2 separate regions of the Homo sapiens genome follow, and region 1 is linked to region 2. A link is a loop called in an ENCODE intact Hi-C map of the cell type or tissue named here. Cell type or tissue: CD4-positive, alpha-beta T cell. All regions are shown on one strand. Links, peaks and the distances in the headings refer to the core of each region. The heading gives the core; the rest is flanking DNA.

What was found. Peaks named below come from ENCODE experiments on the same cell type or tissue, not always from the same donor. Only the 100,000 strongest peaks of a DNase experiment are listed, where the experiment ranks them.
Region 1: a loop joins it to region 2, with 4 times the contacts of the local background. A loop is called at or near these places in 1 of 110 quality-filtered maps.

Annotation. Positions count from the first base shown.
Region 1 is chr3:119,215,744-119,223,743 of GRCh38, forward strand. B4GALT4 (beta-1,4-galactosyltransferase 4) reads right to left here. Exons shown (of 8, transcript NM_003778.4): 6 at 2,907-3,029; 7 at 497-601. Among named protein-coding and RNA genes, the nearest start is that of B4GALT4-AS1, 6.7 kb to the right of the region's middle. In CD4-positive, alpha-beta T cell, for the core only: no CTCF peak of the experiment used is centred there; a DNase peak (open chromatin) is centred at 3,518; H3K27ac peaks cover 861 bases.
Region 2 is chr3:119,347,526-119,358,593 of GRCh38, forward strand. All of the region lies in intron 1 of ARHGAP31 (Rho GTPase activating protein 31), which reads left to right. Among named protein-coding and RNA genes, the nearest start is that of ARHGAP31-AS1, 30 kb to the left of the region's middle. RefSeq lists enhancers at 1,697-2,521, 4,043-4,740, 4,538-4,587. In CD4-positive, alpha-beta T cell, for the core only: CTCF peaks have their summits at 5,947 and 6,154; DNase peaks (open chromatin) are centred at 4,846 and 5,916.

The DNA of each region.
Region 1 (8,000 bases), core at 1-8,000, 130 kb before region 2:
AGGGAGAGGGAACCTACATATTAAAAGAGATCATTCAAATGCAATGTGGACCTTGTTTAGACACTGATCTGATCAACTGGTTTTAAAAATAAAAAAGTACTTAACACTGACTAGACATTTGATGACATTAAGGAGATATTGTTAATTTTATTCTAGGTATGATAATGGTATTCTGATTCCTTTTTTAAAATTGCTTATATTTTAAGAATACATACTGAAGCAGTTACACATGAAATGCTATGACATCTGTGACACATTTCTAAATCCAGTGGGGTAAGAAAAAAACTGAGGGAAAGAAGAGAGGCCATGAGTTGAGAACTGTAGACGTGAGGGTTCAGTGCACCACTTTCTCTCCTTTTGTGTCTGTTTGAAAATTTGCTTAATAAAAATCTTTTAACACAATGAACTGGCTCAAATCTGATCGAATTCAACATAGTCCTTATTGACAGAACAGACTAGGGAGGTAGCCTGCTAGGCAGGTGAAGCCAGGACTTACCGTTCTGCGTTCACCTCATTGCCTTTGTCTCTAGTGTGGAAGACCATTGTATATTTACCCACTTCAGGCAGGGGCCGGGAAATTTTCATTCTTTGGAGCTCAACCCTAGAAAAATAATAGAGATTTTTTTAAAGTCCATCCTATTTATCTACCACTAGGCAAATAAAAAGCATCATTTGCGAAAATTTATACACACACACGCACATACACACACACACACACACACACACACAGTGTCACAAACAGCTTGATTATTGGAGTATTAAAAAAAGAAAAACTTCTAAAATTTCCAATTTCTTATAATGGTGGAACTTCAGGCGATAAGCCCAAAAAAGAATGAGATTCAGCATTTATTACTGGGGTACAAAGGAGATGTGTTAGTTTATACTTAGTCATTTTCAAAAAGAAAAAAAAATGATAAAGTACTTATTTCAAAACATCCTGAAGAATAGGAGAATCAAGTCTGTTAGGATCCCCAATTTACTTAGAGTTGCCTTCTTTTAACAAAGAAAGGAATGGCCATTTATGGTCACAAGTTTTAAAGCTACAATTCTAGGTTCAAATCTGGACTCTGTTATTTACAACCTCAGTAAGTCAGTTCACAGTTCCAGGTCTCAGTTCCCTCATCTGTAAAATGGCAATGGTGATAGGGAGTTGATTTCAAATATTCAAATGATATAATCTGCATGGAACATGCTTGTACTCTGCAATGTATTATATGTATTATATAAGTACAAAGAAGGGTAGTGCCTGTTGCACAGGCGAATAAATAAGCAGTAAATCTCAACCAACTTTCATATTCAAATCATCTTAGTTTATCTACCACATTAGTCAAAAACCATTCTGAAGGCCATGATGGTCTTTTCAAATGAAAGCAAAATTGGAGGCTCCCCTCTACTTTGAAGCTGAAGCATAGCAGGAAAGAAGACACTGAAGATATGTGATCAGGGCAAAATTCTACTAATCACCCCAGTGAAGTACATTTAGGGAAGATAATGGGGATTGTTTATCACTAGCCTTTGCTACTCTTGTCCTGAAATGTAGCACGTACCCTCTGTCCAGTTCCTAAGCCATGACCACATAGGCTGCTGATGGGCTGGGCTGTGAAGAGCTGTTGCCCATCACTACGGCCATTTCTGTAGAGCCCCTGGTCAGGGGAATCCACTCCCTCCTGCTAGAAACATTCCAGAGGCTCTCAGCCTAGACATGGGAACAAGAGCAGCATGGAGCCCCTGGGTTCTTTATGATGAGGCAACAAAAAAATTTCTGACAGTCACGTAACTAATAATTCAGAGCCCCAGGTTAGAAATTTCCTTTCCAGCCAGGCACAGTGGCTCACACCTGTAATCCCAACACTTTGGGAGGCCAAGGCAGACAGATCACCTGAGGTCAGGAGTTCGAGATCAGCCTGGCCAATATGGTGAAACCTGGCCTTTACTAAAAATACAAAAAAATTAGCCAGACACGGCGGCACACGCCTGTAGTCCCAGCTACTCGGGAGGCTGAGGCTGGAGAATCACTCAAACCCGGGAGGCAGAGGTTGCGGTGAGTCGAGATCACGTCACTGCACTCCAGCCTGGGTGACAGAGCGAGACTTTGTCTCAAAAAAAAAAAAAAAAAAAAAAAGAATTTCTTTTCCAAGAGGCAACAAGCAGGAGGGAAGGGGGCCTCCTGACACCCAGAATGGCCTTGTGATTACAAGTCTAAAGATACCAGCCTAAGCTCTTGAATAATTACTTATTTCTGGGAGGCAGGGATAACTATAACTATCTGGCCCCCAAATCCAAGTTGAGGGGAAGAAGCTGTGGGTGGAGGCCAGACTTATTCCCTTTGAGCCCCTCAGAGCAGAAAGCAGTCCAAGAGAACCCAGGGTAATGTCAACAGCCCAGAGTCAGGCCTGGGGTCAGGCCACCTGCAGTCTCCACAGCGTGCAGGGCTGCCAGGGCTGCCTAACGCTTGAGGAGAGGACCTCTTTGCCTGCTTCAACATGTGCAGCTCCCCAGAGGCTGCTGGCACTCCCTGCAGGGGGACACTGGGAACTGTGTCCCCAAGGGGTCTGACAGAAAGCATGAGGCTCTTAACAACCCGGTCTCCAAATTGCAGTTCAGCAGACACCTTGCAGTTTGGGGTTTCTCACTCACTGGTGTCTCAGTAAGTCTTTCCCGACAAGTACATGAGGCCTCCACCAACACTTCTGGACCCCAAATGCCCCCAGGCCAGAAGTAAACTGCTACTGGCACAGAATGATGTGGGCCATCCTACCTTCCCTCCACCCCCTGCACCCTTCAAGCCCAAATCTGCAGCCTAGTGACCTGCTGGACTGGCATCTAAAGGAATAAATATAAATGCAGGTCTCCAGAGCCACACTGAGTGCAGAGCCCCGTGAAGGGGACCTTTCTCTGTTGTTCACCTGAGTCTGAGGTCATCGTCTTCGCCTCCCCATCCCCAGTAGTTGTTAGAGAATCCATTCACCTTGAAAAACTGCTCTCTGCTTAGGGCAGTAACACCCCCAAAATATCCACTGTAACGTAACCTGGAGCAAAAGAGATGAGAGAAATGGTAAGAATATTCGCACCAAAGGTCTCTGATTTCAGGGCTGGCGTTCTAGGAACACCTGGGAGACCATGTACTTCCACCCACCCACTCCTGCTTCTCCTGCTTGACACCCACCTCCCAATGCTCCTGGCCTTCCCTGTCTTGTCTTCTTTCCTCTATCTAGACAAACGCTCACCTCTGCTCACTGAGCAAAGTGCCACCCAGCTGTTAATGGTGATGTTTGTGTGTAGAGGCCTATAGAGATACCTGTCAATGTGAACCACACCATCAGATATTGATAAGATTTCATCTCATGTGCCAATCCAAGGAATGGTAACAGTTGCCAAGGGCACTGGGTTAAGAAGGATTCTGAGGCTGCATCCGGGTTCAGCACGAATGCGTGTCATGATGAATATACCTTTCTTTTTTTTCACTTTCACTTTTGCAGGGGAGGGTTGAAGGCAGGAGACAGCTCCCGCACACACTCTGTATGCAAATCTCCACTTCTCAACATGCATCTCCAGCTCAGAGTCTGTTTCCTGGATAACCCAACACATGTCAACACCCTCTGAAGTTTCTGGCCTGCCAACCAGACAGAGTCTAGGTAGTGCTTTTCATGAAAATAGGCTGTACAGAACAAGAATTAGGTTTTGAAAGGAAGGACAGTGAATCATGCTTTAGATAAGCTGAATTTTAGATACACCTGGGGCTTTGCCAGTAGGCAAAAGGATACAGGGTCCAAGCTCACAAGAGAGGAACGACTACAGATATGGCTTTGGAAATAAGCTGTTATCATGTAGTACCTGAAGGCATAGGTCGAGAAATCTCCAACAATCTAGTTGGTGAGAAGAGTACAAAGGGTAGACCCAAGGGGCTCAGCTCTGTGGAACCCTAGGAATACCGAAAAGAAAAAGAGGCAAGAGGAGAAAGATCAGGAGGTAAAAGTTAGAGAGCACCTCCCAGCCTCCCAGTTATATAGGACTCTTATTATCAGTGGACAAATTTGTAAATCTCAGAAATAAAGGTATCCCTTAAATATAACATTTGAACAATTCAGAAATGCAAGTTAAGGTAGCTTAAAAACTTGGATGTTACTAAATAAAAAGATGTGAATATCTAGAGAATTTTTAACTTTAACTTCAGGTCAAACTGTTCCAGGACCGATAAAATATTTATGATTTTCTAGATAAAAAGAAAAACCAAAAGGAGTGATCAATAAACATGTAGACACTGGCCATCAAACAAGTGGCATCCCAAAAGCTAATCTGTAGTTCAGTTGTTTCTTTCTACGTTCTGAGAAAAGACTGGGGACTCTGTTTAACCCATAAGAGAAGCAGATTTACTTATATGCCCCTAACTTAAAATTCTGGGAAATTGTATTTTTGCAGCCTATAATAAAACAAAAAAAAGGAAATAAAGTGCTTAGAAGGTAAATATCACTGACCAAGACATCTACTAGCAGTGTCTCATTACCATAGTTATCAGAATGCATTTTATAGAGGGGAGGGATTCTTAGCTGCCTGAACACCAGCTGCCTGATCAGGATGCGGTAATAAGGCAGGCATAACCTGCTGACACCAACAAGCAATCAGCATGAGAACAAGGGAATGATGTGGTAGATTATCAAAACCAATATCGCCATGTGCAAGACGGCTGGCTAAACACGGGAATGCGGGAGCCCCGCCCTCAGAGTTTATAACCTAATAAGAGAGGTGAACATTATCAGGGTTCTGAGGAGAGAGGTGTCGCCACATCAGGAGGAGGGGGCCTGGAAGGATTCAAATAGGCAGAAAAATGGGGGATCTCCTGGTGACCACAACTCTGTGAGGCAAAGCACAGGAGGGAGAAAGACACAGGCTGCCCGACGACCACCTGGAGAGGGGTGAGCTGGAGTGGGGAGGGGCAGAAGAAGACAAGTCAGCAAGAAGGGTTAAAGAATTGTCTCTCCACGCCTGTAATCCCAGCACTTTGGGAGGCCAAGGCGGACGGATCAAGAGGTCAGGAGATCGAGACCACCCTGGCTAACACTGCGAAACCCCGTCTCCACTAAAAATACAAAAAATTAGCTGGGCGTGGTGGCACGTGCCTGTAGTCCCAGCTACTCAGGAGGCTGAGTCAGGAGAATCCCTTGAACCCGGGAGGTGGAAGTTCCAGTGAGCCAAGATCGCACCGCTGCACTCCAGCCTGGGCAACAGAGTGAGACTCTGTCTCAAAAAAAAAAAAAAAGGAACTGTTTCTCAGGTGCCTGTCAGATGACAACTATCTCTGTGTTTATTGATCTTTGCTTTTGGCTTTTCTTCTTACCTGTAAAAGCATAAATATTTAACTGGCCCTGGAACCTTTTTATTTATTTTTAAAGCCCTGTAAGGCCCAAGGGTGGGGAAAACGTAGTCATAAAATAACAATAGAATCCTTGTAGGAAGGAGGCTGGTACCAAAGGAGTTCTTGCCAGTAAAATTTGCCACTGGCTGGTCCAGAGCTTCATCACTGATCCCATAGGCAGTGAGAAACAAGATTTGTTTCTGGCTTCATCAGAGTCTGAGAGACTTGGGGCAACTTACTTTAACTTCTTCCCTCTGCATGTGTGTAAGGTGAAAACCTTTCTTGCGCTTGTACTTGTGGGGCTGGTGTGACAGTGATGAGGCATGTACTGACTTAAGCTCTGTGGCACTGGGGCACACAGTTGCCAGCACGGGGCAGACACTCAGCTGCCTGGAAATGAACTTGCCTGCCACAGGGACTTTGCCCAAAGCAGCAAAATCAAGTAGTCCAGGAGGAAGGCAACTCCTACCTACATTACTTATACATACCTCTCTCCAGCCACAAAAGATGAGGCTGCTTACATGATACATACAAAAAAGAGAAAATCATAAATGATAAACCAGGACCCTAGAAACATTTAAATCAGAATAGAAAATTAAGATGGGAAATACATTAGAACCCTGATCTGCAAATAAGATTCTTTTCAATTTCTAAAAGAGGGCCATGGATTTGGCTCAGAGCCTCTCGATCAAAAGGGGAAACACATTCAATTACCTGAATCATATTAAGAAAACCTGTCAGTTACTCAACAAAGGCTTTCTGATACCTAGTTATAAAAGAAACATCTGGCCAGTTAGAATGGCAAGTTAGAAACAGCAAGAGTCATACATATGCTGTTTCTCAGAGTGAGCGGCATCTGATGAAATCCATGACTGTGACACCAAAGCATGAGTGAAAATCAGTTCCTGGCAGGAATGTCCAAGAGCTCAGCCTTCTTATGGTTCAGCTTAATAGAAAGATAAAATCTAGAATCCCAGCAAAAAACCTGTCCTTAAGCAATCCTCTGTGATTGCTTAGAAATGAATGGTGCAACCAGGTGTTTAAAAAAATCTGGGCAATGGGAAGTTTAAGATTATCATCTATGGTAAGTGTCTAAGGTACAGGTGTTCTGTGTTGTAAATAGTGACATCTTACTACAGAGTAAGTGAACAGATGGTGACATGCTTTTGAAAAAACCAAGTTGCCCAGCCATGATACACTGCTTTCCTCAATGCAGAAGTGACTCAAAGAAACCAGAAAACAAAACCCCTAGATAATAAGATTAGATCCAAAGATCAAGTTTCCCCAAAGAAAAAAATCATGGGATTCTCTCCTTGCCCTCTGGATCCACAGCCCCCGCCCTAACTCAGACATGTGGCGTCTCTCCCCTCAGCTTTCCCCTCTTCCCTTGCTTCATCTGATACATTCAAAATCAGCTGAACCAAGCTTTCTCCCATCCTTCCCCAGCTGTAACGTGTCAACAGCTCCCCAACCCCTGCCACAGCAACTTCGAACTCCATATCAGACTAAAGAAGGCCTGCGTAATCTGGCTCCTGCTTAGCCTCAGTTCTTGCCTCTCCTCGCAGACATTCCTTCTAGAATACCAGTGAACTATTGCATTTTCCCCAAAACTGCGCTGTGCTCTCTGGCATGTCTTGGAACTCTGCTGAGAAGCTCTTGTTGTTCCACAAGATTAAGGTACCACCTTACCTGGGGAACAGCTTTAAACCCTTCCCTTCAAGGTGTTTCTTAAAGACACTGTGCTCTCACCCACCATAGTTTGTTCTAGGTGTTTATGTCCTGCAGCTTACACACAGCCGGGGTTTAAAGTCAGTACCTGAGGCAACAGTCACCTACATCAATGTTACTTAAGAATTCTCTTAAATTGCCCAAAGTGAGAGAGCAACACAGAAGCCCAGAACAAATGAGGTATCAAGAGACTCACTTTCCACTTCACACTCACGTAGAGTACATACTGGTGGAATCTCCAGCATTATTTGATAGTTTCACAGTTCTTTCTCTCCTGCCTTCTTCTTCCTCTCTTCATTTGTCCCTCTCTCCCCTCCTTACCAAGTGCTTATAGTTGTATTTGCAGAAATGCAAAATTAACGCAACTCCACTGTAGCTACCTGTCTCCCCACACTGACACTCAACGGGGAGCCCTGTGAGGGCAGGTGCTCTGCCTTATTCAAACTGGTCTTATGGCCTCCAGCACAGTCAGCACCACAGATATGAGCACCCATGAACAGCAGGGCCTGGGGAAAGCTGACAGGTAAGTGTGCACACAAATGAGGGAATATAGTGTTTCATTTGCAGAGAAACATTCTGTGTCACTATTCCCGCTTGGTTGTGCTTGAATAGGAGCTGGTGAATCAAATAAGGCTGAAAAGCAGCTACACCCTTCTTAAGGGTGGAGGGGATGGGGAATGAAGACACAGATGATGGCATCTGGCACTTCTCACAGTGGCTTTGAGAGAAATGAACTTGTCCTGGGTGTCCTGGCTCCCGAGAAGACTACTCAGAGGACATGCCCTCCCCCACCTCTCCCCATACTCTAGAAAGAGGCCACAGTCTGGAAAGTGATGTCTCAACAGAGGTCTCACTAAGGACACCAGCCTGTTGCCTCCTAGAGGGGGAGTCAGGAATAGACAAACAAGTTACTTGCATT
Region 2 (11,068 bases), core at 1,661-9,660:
TACATGATCCTGACAGAGCTTTTAAAACACCAGTGTCTTCATGGAAGCTTTACGGTGGCCTCCTTGGGTACAAGCTCAAGTAGAGATTCAGTCTCCATTTGAACCCTCTTCCTGGCTGTTGCTCCCAGGACAGGCTGTTGTCCTTGGGTACCCAGAGTGCCCTGGATATATCTCTGACACCTTCTGTGTACCCAAGAAAAGGGATTAGAATATGAGCCTTACCTTGTGAAAGCTCACTATCCCTGGGCTACTCTTGAATCAGATCTGACCACTGACATTTTCAGTAGCAAACAACTGAAAATTCTAATTCTGAAGCTCTTAAAGGGTGAGGAGAGAAAAAGTTAGAAATTAAAAGCAAAAGAGATCTGTTTGATATTCAGATTCTCTAATTCTAGGAATAAGAGTGTCTGTATGATAAACTAGCATTCTCTTTGCTAGTTGTCTGTGTCTTTTATATCAGGGGTGCCCAAGCCCTAGGTTACAAACCAACACCTGTCCGTGACCTGTTAGGAACTGGGCTACACAGCAGGAGGTGACTGGCGGGCGAGCCAGCAAAGCTGAGCTCCACCTCCTGTCAGATCAGTGGCATTAGATTTTTGTAGGAGCCTGAACACAATCATGAACTGCACAGGCAATGGATCTAGGTTGCAGGCTCCTTGTGAGAATCTAATGCCTGATGATCTGTCACTGCATATATTACATGTAATAACATATACATATATTTACATTACATATTACAATGTAATAATAATAGAAATAAAGTACACAATAAAGGTAATGTGCTTCAATCATCGCAAAACCATCCCCCTGACCCTGGTCCATGGAAAAATTGTCTTCCACGAAACCGGTCCCCGGTGCCAAAAAGGTCTGGGACCACTGCTGTATATATTATTTATGACTGCCTCCTCCTATAAGGAGGTGCCCACATATTTGACAGTAATCCTTCGTATCATCTTCACATTGAGCCTTAATCCTAAAAAGAGTTGTCTCCTGGTACTCAAGGGGAATTGGTTCCAGGACCCCCATGGATACCAAAATCTATGGATTGTCAAGATCTTGATATAAAACGGTGTAGTATTTGCATGTAATCTATGCACATCCTCTCGTATACTTTAAATCATCTCTAGATTACTTATATCTAATACAACATAAATGCTATGTAAATAGTTGTTACACTGTATTGTTTAGGGAATAATGACAAGAGAAAAAGCCTGTACGTGTTCAGTACACACACAGCCATCCTTTTTTTTCTGAATATTTTCAATCCTCAGTTGGCTGAATCCAAGGATGCAGAACCCACAAATATGGGTGTCTGACTGTATATCTGGTGAAAATTACTTCTAAAGACAGTGCTGAGAGCAGAGGTATAACAACTGTGAGTGAGAAGAGGAGTAAGCAGGTTTGGATAATTGCAATATCTGGCCTCTGAAATGAATGCTGGTTCCCCATAGGAGGCATTTCAGAGAATACTAAGTAATTTTTGAGCTGCAAAACTTCAGGATAAAAGCTTGAATATCATCACCCCTTGCTGTTTTAACAAACCACAAATTGCTACTATTTTTTGCCTGATTTTATATAAGGAATAATATATTATCTATAAAGGTAAAAGTGTAGTCTCTCTGCAGAAAGCATATCTTTTTGTTGGGATCTGTCAGAGATATGGAGAGAAAATTGAGGAAGAGGCCAATGTGAGTCTCTAAAATACTTTACATCTTATCCCTCAAGTATGTTCCCTGGAGCAAAACAGAAGCTCATAGAAATTCAGATATCTTGATTTGCACCATAAAATAGTGTCCAGAAACCTAGACACTGCAGCAGAGCTTGGTGTCCCATTTTTGGTGAGTTATTCTATTTGAGGTTACAGTAAAAGCCCTAGGGAGGACTTCTCTGGGCTGGGTTCTGAAGAACGCAGGAGAGAAGCATCTCCTGGGGACAATTTACATCCTGGACGGAGAATGCAAAGGCAGAAGGGGTGTTCTGAAGAGAACTGTGAGGAGTTTACCTGATTAGAGAGGGTGATGTTGGGGGAGGGGTCACGAAGAACTTAGCATTCCTTGCTATAGACAAACAATTAGATCTGTGTTTTCAAAAGCTCATTGGAGCAGCTGGCAGGCAGCTGGATTGAAGAGATTCCTGGAGTCCTGATAACAATGGGCTGTCCCTCCTCCCTGACCTCTTCAATTGCCCCATGAGCCGCTCCCAAATTTAACAAACTATTTAAAGAAGATCTCCAAGTGTAGTCCTGAGAATTTGCAGGGGAATCTCCTGGAGTCTGCACTCTTCTTAAGCTCCTGGGAGGCCCTTTTGCTCAGAAATATATGAGAACCTCCAGGAGAATGCTTTCTGGGCAGGCTTCCCTGCTTCCATTTCCACTATTGAGAATGGTCATCTATTCAAGCCCTGAGTCTTGTGGTAAATTTTCTTTACATAGATGGATAATCTTAAAGCATGAACACCAAAGAGATTTCAGTGCTAATAGAAGGGGATGAGATTTGGTGATTTTTTTTCTTTTGCTCATCTTTATTTTTAACTTGCACTACTTGTAGAATAAGAAAACTGTTAACTAAAATAAATGTAATGAGCACTCTGCATTTGCAAACACTGAACAAGCTCATGGAAGAAATGAATTGCCTGAAAAGGGTTACAAACTGCAGGGAAGTGCCGTTGTTTTCAGCAGGAAAGAGAGGCCTGGTAACAACAGGAAGCGCTGGGAGGCCTCAGTACCAAGGCTTCCAAGCAAAGCGGTTCTGGAAACAATGGCTGCCTGTGGCTCGGGAATATTGGGCAGGAAATGAAAGGATGCTGGTGTGGGGGCTGGGGCACAGCGAGGAACTGATAAGCTTTACCTGGCTGTTCTTCACATAGTCGTAGCTGGCCCAAGATGACGTCATTTTTTATAAATGTTCCCCATCTCCCGTCAGTAAAATTGATTTTAGAAAAATACAAAAACGAGAAGCCCCCATAGTGCCGTAGGTCTGGAAACCATTAGGAAGCTCTACAGCCTGGGAAACCAGAGGGTACAATAAGCAAAAGGGATTTCTCACTCTTAGGGCATGGTGAGATCAGTGCAGAGAGGACCTTCAGATGAACTAGGCGTCTTTTAGAGCTAAGTCCCTGGAGGATTCCAGCCCCCGTAAAAATAAAAATAGCCTTGGGGTTAAGGGGAGTCTAGCCATAGCAAAGGAGATATGTATAAACCTCTTGAGATTGAAGTTTATATTTTATTTAACAGAAATTTCCGTTTATATGGGTGGAGTGAGCTGGGGAACCATTAACAGTACAAATGAGAAACAAAAACAAAACAAACAAACAAAAAATTACCCTAATGTTTTGTCCTGAAAGACCTAGCTGTAAACCAGAGCTGGTAGGAGTCAGGACCTGAACACTGGCAGATAGAAACCGAATCTGCCTTCTTAATTTCCAGCCCAGCCTCTCCTCCCAGTGTCATCCAAGAAGCTGACAGATCCTAGAAGGAGGTTAGACCTGGAAGAAACACAAGGATCCAGAAATCATTTGGATCCAGAACTTGTTTCTAGCACAGATGAAAGTCTGAGGCTGGCAGTGGCTGATTTGCTGGAGGACATACAACTGGTTCATGTTGCTGTAACTGTTGGGTACCCCAGCACCTACTGCCTGGAAGATACCTAGGGGAATTCAAAGAAGAGGAAAGTTACTCTCCTAAAAGGTCAAGAATCTCATACGTGTAGATTAGGGCAAGAATCCATGTTTCTTAATTTGTTATCTAAGTCGTTCTCTCTCATCAAGTTGCACTTAGTTGTGAAGTCAGTCTCTACCTTCTGCTGCTTTCTGGTCTTCCTCATTCTTGGTCTGTGACTTGGTTTCCCTAGTGTGGAGGTTATGCTTATAAAATGTACTGGAAAGTGCATGAATTTTGGATTCAAACAGACTTATAACTGCACCCCAGTTTGCCACTAGCTGTTTGAGCTTGGACAAGTTGTCTAACCATACAGAATGTTAGCTTCCCATCTGAAAATAGGAGTAGTAATGCCTACATCTCAGAGTTTTAAGAATTAAATGAAATAATGATGGTTAATTCATCCCCATAAGCACCCATGAGGTATGCAAGAAAAAAAAAGAGAGGTGGCCTGGACACACTCAGAGTAGAAAAAAATTTACATTGTCCTCATTCTTAAGATGATCAGTGTTAGTGAAGCATACAGTTCAAGAAACAAGTTTGCTTCTCTCTCATTAATCTGCTCAGTTCACGACCTTCTCCCCTGGGGCTCACTCTCAGGCACATGCGGCCGTTCTCTGTATCCATTAGCACTTAAGAGCCTCCACCAGTGGTATCCCAAGGAGCAGGTGGCAAGAAAGCTGCTCATCCAGTAAATAAAACTTTGATCAGGTGATTCCACTGATGTGTGCTTTATGCAGTTAAACTGAGGATTTAAATGATTTTAAATGAGTTGTTGTTGCCTAGGAATGTGCTGGGGATTGACTGAGATCTTTCTGTCCTCCATCAGCAGCCCCATGGAGTGAGTGATGTCTCCCCCTACAAATCTCCTAATAACAAAGCTTTCTCCACAGACAGTAGAAAGGATGAACCACATAAGCCTTTATCAATTACACAAAGCACAGCAGCTTCATCAATGGGACAAAACCCTTCTGTACAGTTTCTATGTACAAGATGAATAGGGCCAGCTCTAAGACCAAGGTCACATGGGGATGTCTTGCAGGTTTGTTTTCTATGTTCACAGCATTTGAATCTTTTTCTCTACTCAGCACCACCCTTCCTCAGCCACAACCACTCCCACCCCAAACACACACACCCAGAGGCACCCTGTGGGAGTCCCTCTTAAGCTCTCCCCACTGGCTCATTCGCTACTGATGACTTGTGGACCCAGACACTTTCATCACTCTCAACCAGTCTTTTATGTGTGAGTCAGATAGGCTCTTACCTTTCCTAAAGAAATTTCAGGCAACAGCTAGAGAAGAGTGAGTCCTCTCACTTCCCCTTTCGTTGACGAACCACGAGAGGTTGTCCCTTCTGACCCTAAAGGGACTCCTTATTTTTTTCTTTTTGTGGCAAGTCTTTTCTTCTAGATTACCTCCCCTCCCTCTTCCCACACACACACACACACAAAAGCCTATTTCTTTGAAGGGAAGAACTTCAGGGTTGGCCCTGATGAGGAAGCTGAAGGTCTAGTCCCAAAGCTGCCAGTATTGGACATTATTCTACAGGCAATGGGAAGCTATTGATTGTTTTGGTGTAGGGGAGCTTTATCATCAAGGTAGTGTTTTAGAAAGATTTATCTGGAAGTAGAGATCAAGATAGAATGCAATCTTCCCAGACAGTCAGTAAAAATGCCCCCAAGTTCCCTAATGTTTCTCTTCCACTGGACTGGTCTAGTCAGCATTCCTGGAATTCACCACATTATTTCTTGCCTTTCACCTTGTTTATACTATTCTCTGTTTCCTGCCCCAAAAGAAAGTGTATGACATTTACTAAGTACTTATTATATGCTAGGCACTTAGATGAGCGGTCTGCATGTATTGTAATGTATATTGCGTCACGTCAATTACATCATATGATAGCATCTCACATCATATCAAATCATTCCTCTGCACCAGTGTCAGAGTTCTTATTGCAGCACCTTGACTGGTTGTTTATCCACTTAGCTCACAACACTGTGAGCCCCTGAGCATGAGGGTCCTGTCTCAGCACTCCCCAACGTGGTCCCTCTCAAGACAGCTGGCTCTCTAAAAACGCACACAATTTCCTGTTCTTGTTCAACATCTAAAAGCTCTGCCTGACTTCCCCACCAGCTGTAATCTTTTTAAAAGAACTTTTGTTACAATTTTTGTGCCTGTCTAGGGCCCTTAGCATATTTTGTTTGATATGTTCATACTGGCCAAGTGACGTAATACCTCTGAGCTTCAGTTTCTTCATTTACAAAACAGAGATAAATACCTCCCTCATAAGGTGACTGTGAGGATTGCACTGGGTACAAATAATGGATAAGAAGTGTATAGCTAGGCTGGGCACGGTGGCTCACGCCTGTAAGCCCAGCACTTTGGGAGGCCAAGGCGGGTGGATCACGAGATCAGGAGTTCAAGACCAGCCTGGCCAAGATGGTGAAACCCTGTCTCTACTAAAAATACATGGTGGTATGGGCCTGTAATCCCAGCTGCTCCAGAGGCTGAGGCAGAGAATTGCTTAAACCTGGAAGGACGGAGGTTGCAGTGAGCCAAGATTGCACCACTGCACTCCAGCCTGGGTGACAGAGCAAGACTCCATCTCAAAAAAAAAAAAAAAAAAAAAAGTGTGTAGCTCAGGGACCACTGCATACTAGTTTCACAATAATTACCCATTCCCTTCTTGGCTTCTTGAAGGCAAAGATCTTATTACCTTTTGTTCCTCTAGATGGGCCCTCAGTGCATCTGCTTTGGTAGAAGGAGAATCGCTGTCATTGGGAAAGAGACAGCATTGACAGCAGAGACCTGAGGGCCCCGGCAGGGATAAGTCACAGAGTGGACCAGAGGAGGACCTGGACACCTCTGCAGGAAAGTGCTGGTTTGGCTTGGCATCTGAGAGCCTAAAAATGAGGAGGGCAGGGACCCCCACCCGGGGAACCGGGCTCCAGGCTGCCTTGCTCAGCAGGATAGCAGAGCTAGTCCTCAGCCATCCCAGGCCAGCAGGTTGGGCAAATATTTCTGCTTCACAAGGGGTAATAACCTCAACAGGGTCACTGGAAAGGACTTCAGCAAACATTTAGAACTTGGGTCACTGATTTCAGAAGCCCCTCCATCTTCCTAAATGAAACTTGTTTTGTAAAATCCCATTTCTTTCTTTTAAAAAAAATGCTTTTACTATATCCCCTTCACAGAAAATTTAGAAAAGCAAAATTAAAAATAGAGAAAAGCAAAAATCATTGATTTTCTACCACTTAGCAGTAACTACTATTAACATTTCAGTGTGTGTGTGTGGTTTGTGTGTGTGTGTGTGTGTGTGTGTGTGTGGTTTTTATGTGTGTGTGTGAGGCAGAGTTTCGCCCTTGTTGCCCAGGCTAAAGTGCAGTGGTGCCATCTCAGCTCACTGCAACCTCCGCCTGCCTCCTGGGTTCAAGTGATTCTCCTGCCTCAGCCTCCCGAGTAGCTGGTATTACAGGCACCCGCCACCATGCCGGGCTAATTTTTTTTTTTTTTTTTTTTGTATTTTTTAGCAGAGATGGAGTTTCACCATGTTGGTCAGGCTGGTCTTGAACTCCTGACCTCAGGTGATCCACCTGCCATTGTGTGTCATTTTTTATTATTTAATATACTGGGGAAGAGGTAGTTTTTAAAGAGACATTCTGTACTCTATATTTATATATAATTTTAATTTTTCAAACTTTTTTGCTATTTTTTTTTCAAAAGGAACTTAAAAATAGATATTAACCATGAGCTGTTGAACACTTAAAGATCAGACCTGTAGTGGTAGGATTTCAGGCATTTTGGCAGTCAACGGCAAGGAGCCAATCCACTCTCCTCAAATCACACCTCCAAAGTTGCCACTATAGGACCTGCCTTCCTGTTGGGGAGTGTTTGAACCATGGTAGGTGTAGCTTGGGGCTTTTTCTATTCTTCATCACTTGTGGTATCACAGAAAAAGCATGGGCTTTGGCAGCACACACACCTGGGTTTGGATCCCAACTCTGGCACTTCCTAGCTCCAGGCCATTGGGCAATTTATCTATTCTCTCTGAGAATCAACTTTCCTATTTTCAAAATGGAGATCATTTTGTCTGTTTCATGGGTTGTCTACAGTTATAGAATGGAGAATGCTATAAAACAAACAAACAAATAAAAACCCACCTAAAGCCATGCTTGACACTTAGTAACTATTTTCTTTGAGGAATCCAGATAGCAAAGGAGCCCAGAAAATCCATCTGGAGAAAAATGACCAAGCTCCTGTTCAGGAAAACATTTTGAGTGCTTCTGTTTTCTTTTTTTTTTTTTTAATTTCTTTTTTTTTATTATACTTTAAGTTTTAGGGTACATGTGCACAACGTGCAGGTTTGTTACATAGGTATACATGTGCCATGTTGGTGTGCTGCACTCATTAACTCGTCATTTGCATTAGGTATATCTCTAATGCTATCCCTCCCCTATCCCCCCATCTCACGACAGGCCCCGGTGTGTGATGTTCCCCACCCTGTGTCCAAGTGTTCTCATTGTTCAATTCCGACCTATGAATGAGAACATGTGGTGTTTGGTTTTCTGTCTTTGCGATAGTTTGCTCAGAATGATGGTTTCCAGCTTCATCCATGTCCCTACAAAGGACATGAACTCATCCTTTTTTATGGCTGCATAGTATTCCATGGTGTATATGTGCCACATTTTCTTAATCCAGTCTATCACTGATGGACATTTGGATTGGTTCCAAGTCTTTGCTATTGTGAATAGAGAGTACTTCTGTTTTCAAGGCTATTCTAGATGAATAAGACACGGGACTGTCCTCATTGTCCCCAAGGAGCTCACAACTTAGTAATGGAGATGAATCAGAAACAAGCAACACCTCACACTTGGTGCTAGACACAGAGTAGGCTTGCAGTAAATATCTGCAGGATTAAATTTATTCGACAATTTTCTTCAGAAAAGGTAATATATTCCTATAGTTCAAAATTCAAAAGTACAAAAGAATATACAGTGAGAAGTCTCTCTCTTACTCAAAGGGCTAGCCCCAGCTTCCAGTTTCTTTCCTGTAGACAACTAAAATTATTGCTTTCTTATGTATTCTTCCATAGATATTGAATGCATATATAAATAGATGTGCATATTTAATCTTTCATTCTCTCTTAACAACAACAACAAAAAAAACCATGGCTGGGCACGGTGGCTCACACCTATAATCCCAGCACTTTGGGAGGCCGAGGCAGGTAGATCACCTGAGGTCGGGAGTTCAAGACCAGCCTGGCCAACATAGTGAAACCCAGTCTCCACTAAAAATACAAAAATTAGCCAGGTGTGGTGGCACACACCTGTAATCCCAGCTACTCAGGAGGCTAAGGCAGGAGAATCACTTGAACCCAGGAGGCAGAGGTTGCAGTGAGCTGAGATTGTGCTACTGCACCCCAGCCTGGGTGACAGAGTAAGACTCTGTCTCAAAAAAAAAAAGAAAAAAAAAGAAAAAACAACCAGATGCTAGCATACCATTATTCTGGTCTGCCTAACAATATATCTGAGACCACTCTATGTCTGTACATAAAAGTTTTCTCATTCTTTTTAGTGACCACATAGTATTCCACTATGTGAATCTTCCATTATTTATGTTAGCAACCTGCTGTTGATGACAATCTTGTGCAATTATGAAAACTGTTGTAATGAATAGCCTTGCACATACCTTACATGTCACATGTACAAGAATATCTGTGGGATAAATTTCTAGAAGAAGAATGACTGGGTCAAAAGCTATGTGCACTTATAATTTTAACAGATATTGTCAAATTGCCCTCCAGAGGTTGTATCAATCTCCCCTGCCAGTTGCAGTGCATGAGAGTACTTGTTTTCCCATAGCCTTGCCAACACTGTGTGTTAACAAACTTAGGTACCTTTGCCAATCTGAGAAGTGAAAAATGATATATCAGTGCAGTTTTAATTTGCAGTGGAATTGAATTTAGATAATTCTAGAAAGTGCCACAAAGGGAGGAGGCACAGGAGAGATAAGAACACGGAGGAAGGAGAACCTAGTTCTGCCTGAGGAAGGCTTTATAGAGAAGTTGAGGCTTGAGCTGAATCCCAAAAGATAAGCAGGAGGAGTTTCTCAGTGGAGAAGAGGCAATGGGCTCAGACGAGGGAGTATCGGGTGCAAAGCCAGGAAGGTGTGAAGGTGCAGAGCATATTCAGGAAGTGGCAGGCTGTCCAGCGTGGCTGGAACACCGCATTCCTGTGTGGGGCTGAGAGGGAGGGAAAGCTCAGCAATCGGTGATGAGACTGGCAGGGGGGAGTGTGGCCAGATTGTGGAAAACCTCCTAGGCCTCCCTCTAAATCAAATCTCAGTTTTTAAAAGATAAAATATATTCCCTGTCTGTAGGAACTAAAGAGAAAACAGAACTAAAGCCCATTCTACCCAAAACAAATTCGAAAGTGAAATAATAATAAAACAATCGCTTTGAATCCTGTAGGGAAAATGAGAAGTACAGTATAAACACTTCTCACTCTTTTTTTCCTCTTTTTCTCCTGGAAGGAGGTTATACTTGAGTTAAATGTATATAGTTTCTAACTAACCGTTCCCAAAGGGTGGTTTCAAAAATGTTCTGAGCCAGATAATGGTCTAGTTTCTCAAAGGATAGTGCTGCTTTGGATTTATATGTTCTCATCTATAACAATAAGAAACAGTTGCATTACTTATAACATCACTCTTTATGCATGTGCATAATGATGAACCATTATTCCAATAACCAATGATGAAGGATGTGGACAATATAAATCAGAAATAAGAAGCTTTTCTCCTGATACAAAAAGCACAAGCAACAAAAGAAAAACATAGATAAATTGGACTTCACTGAAATGTAAAACTTCTGTGCTTCAAAGAACACCATCAAGAAAGTGAAAAGACCACCCACAGCATAGGAGAAAATATTTGCCAATCATAGGTCTAATAAGAGTCTAGTATTCAGAATATATAAAGAAATCATAACCCAGCAAAGACCACCCAACTAAAAATGGACAAATTATCCAAATAGACATTTCTTCAAAAGAGATATACAAACGGCCAGTAAGCACAAGAAAAGATGTTCTACATTGTTATCAGGGAAATGCAAACCAAACTGCAATGATACCACTTCACAACTACTAGGATGACAATAAAAAAGATAGACAACAAGTCTTGACAAGGATATGGAAAATTGGAACCCTCATCCATTGCTGGTGGGAATGTAAAATGGCACAACTATTGTGGAAAACAGTTTGGCAGTGCCTCAAAAGTTAAATGTAGAGTCACCATACGACCTAGCCATTTCACCCCTTGGATATATATCCAAGAGAATTGAAAACATATATCCATACAAAAACTTGTACGTAAAGGTTCATAGCAACAATATTCCTAATAGCAAAAAGTGGAAATAACT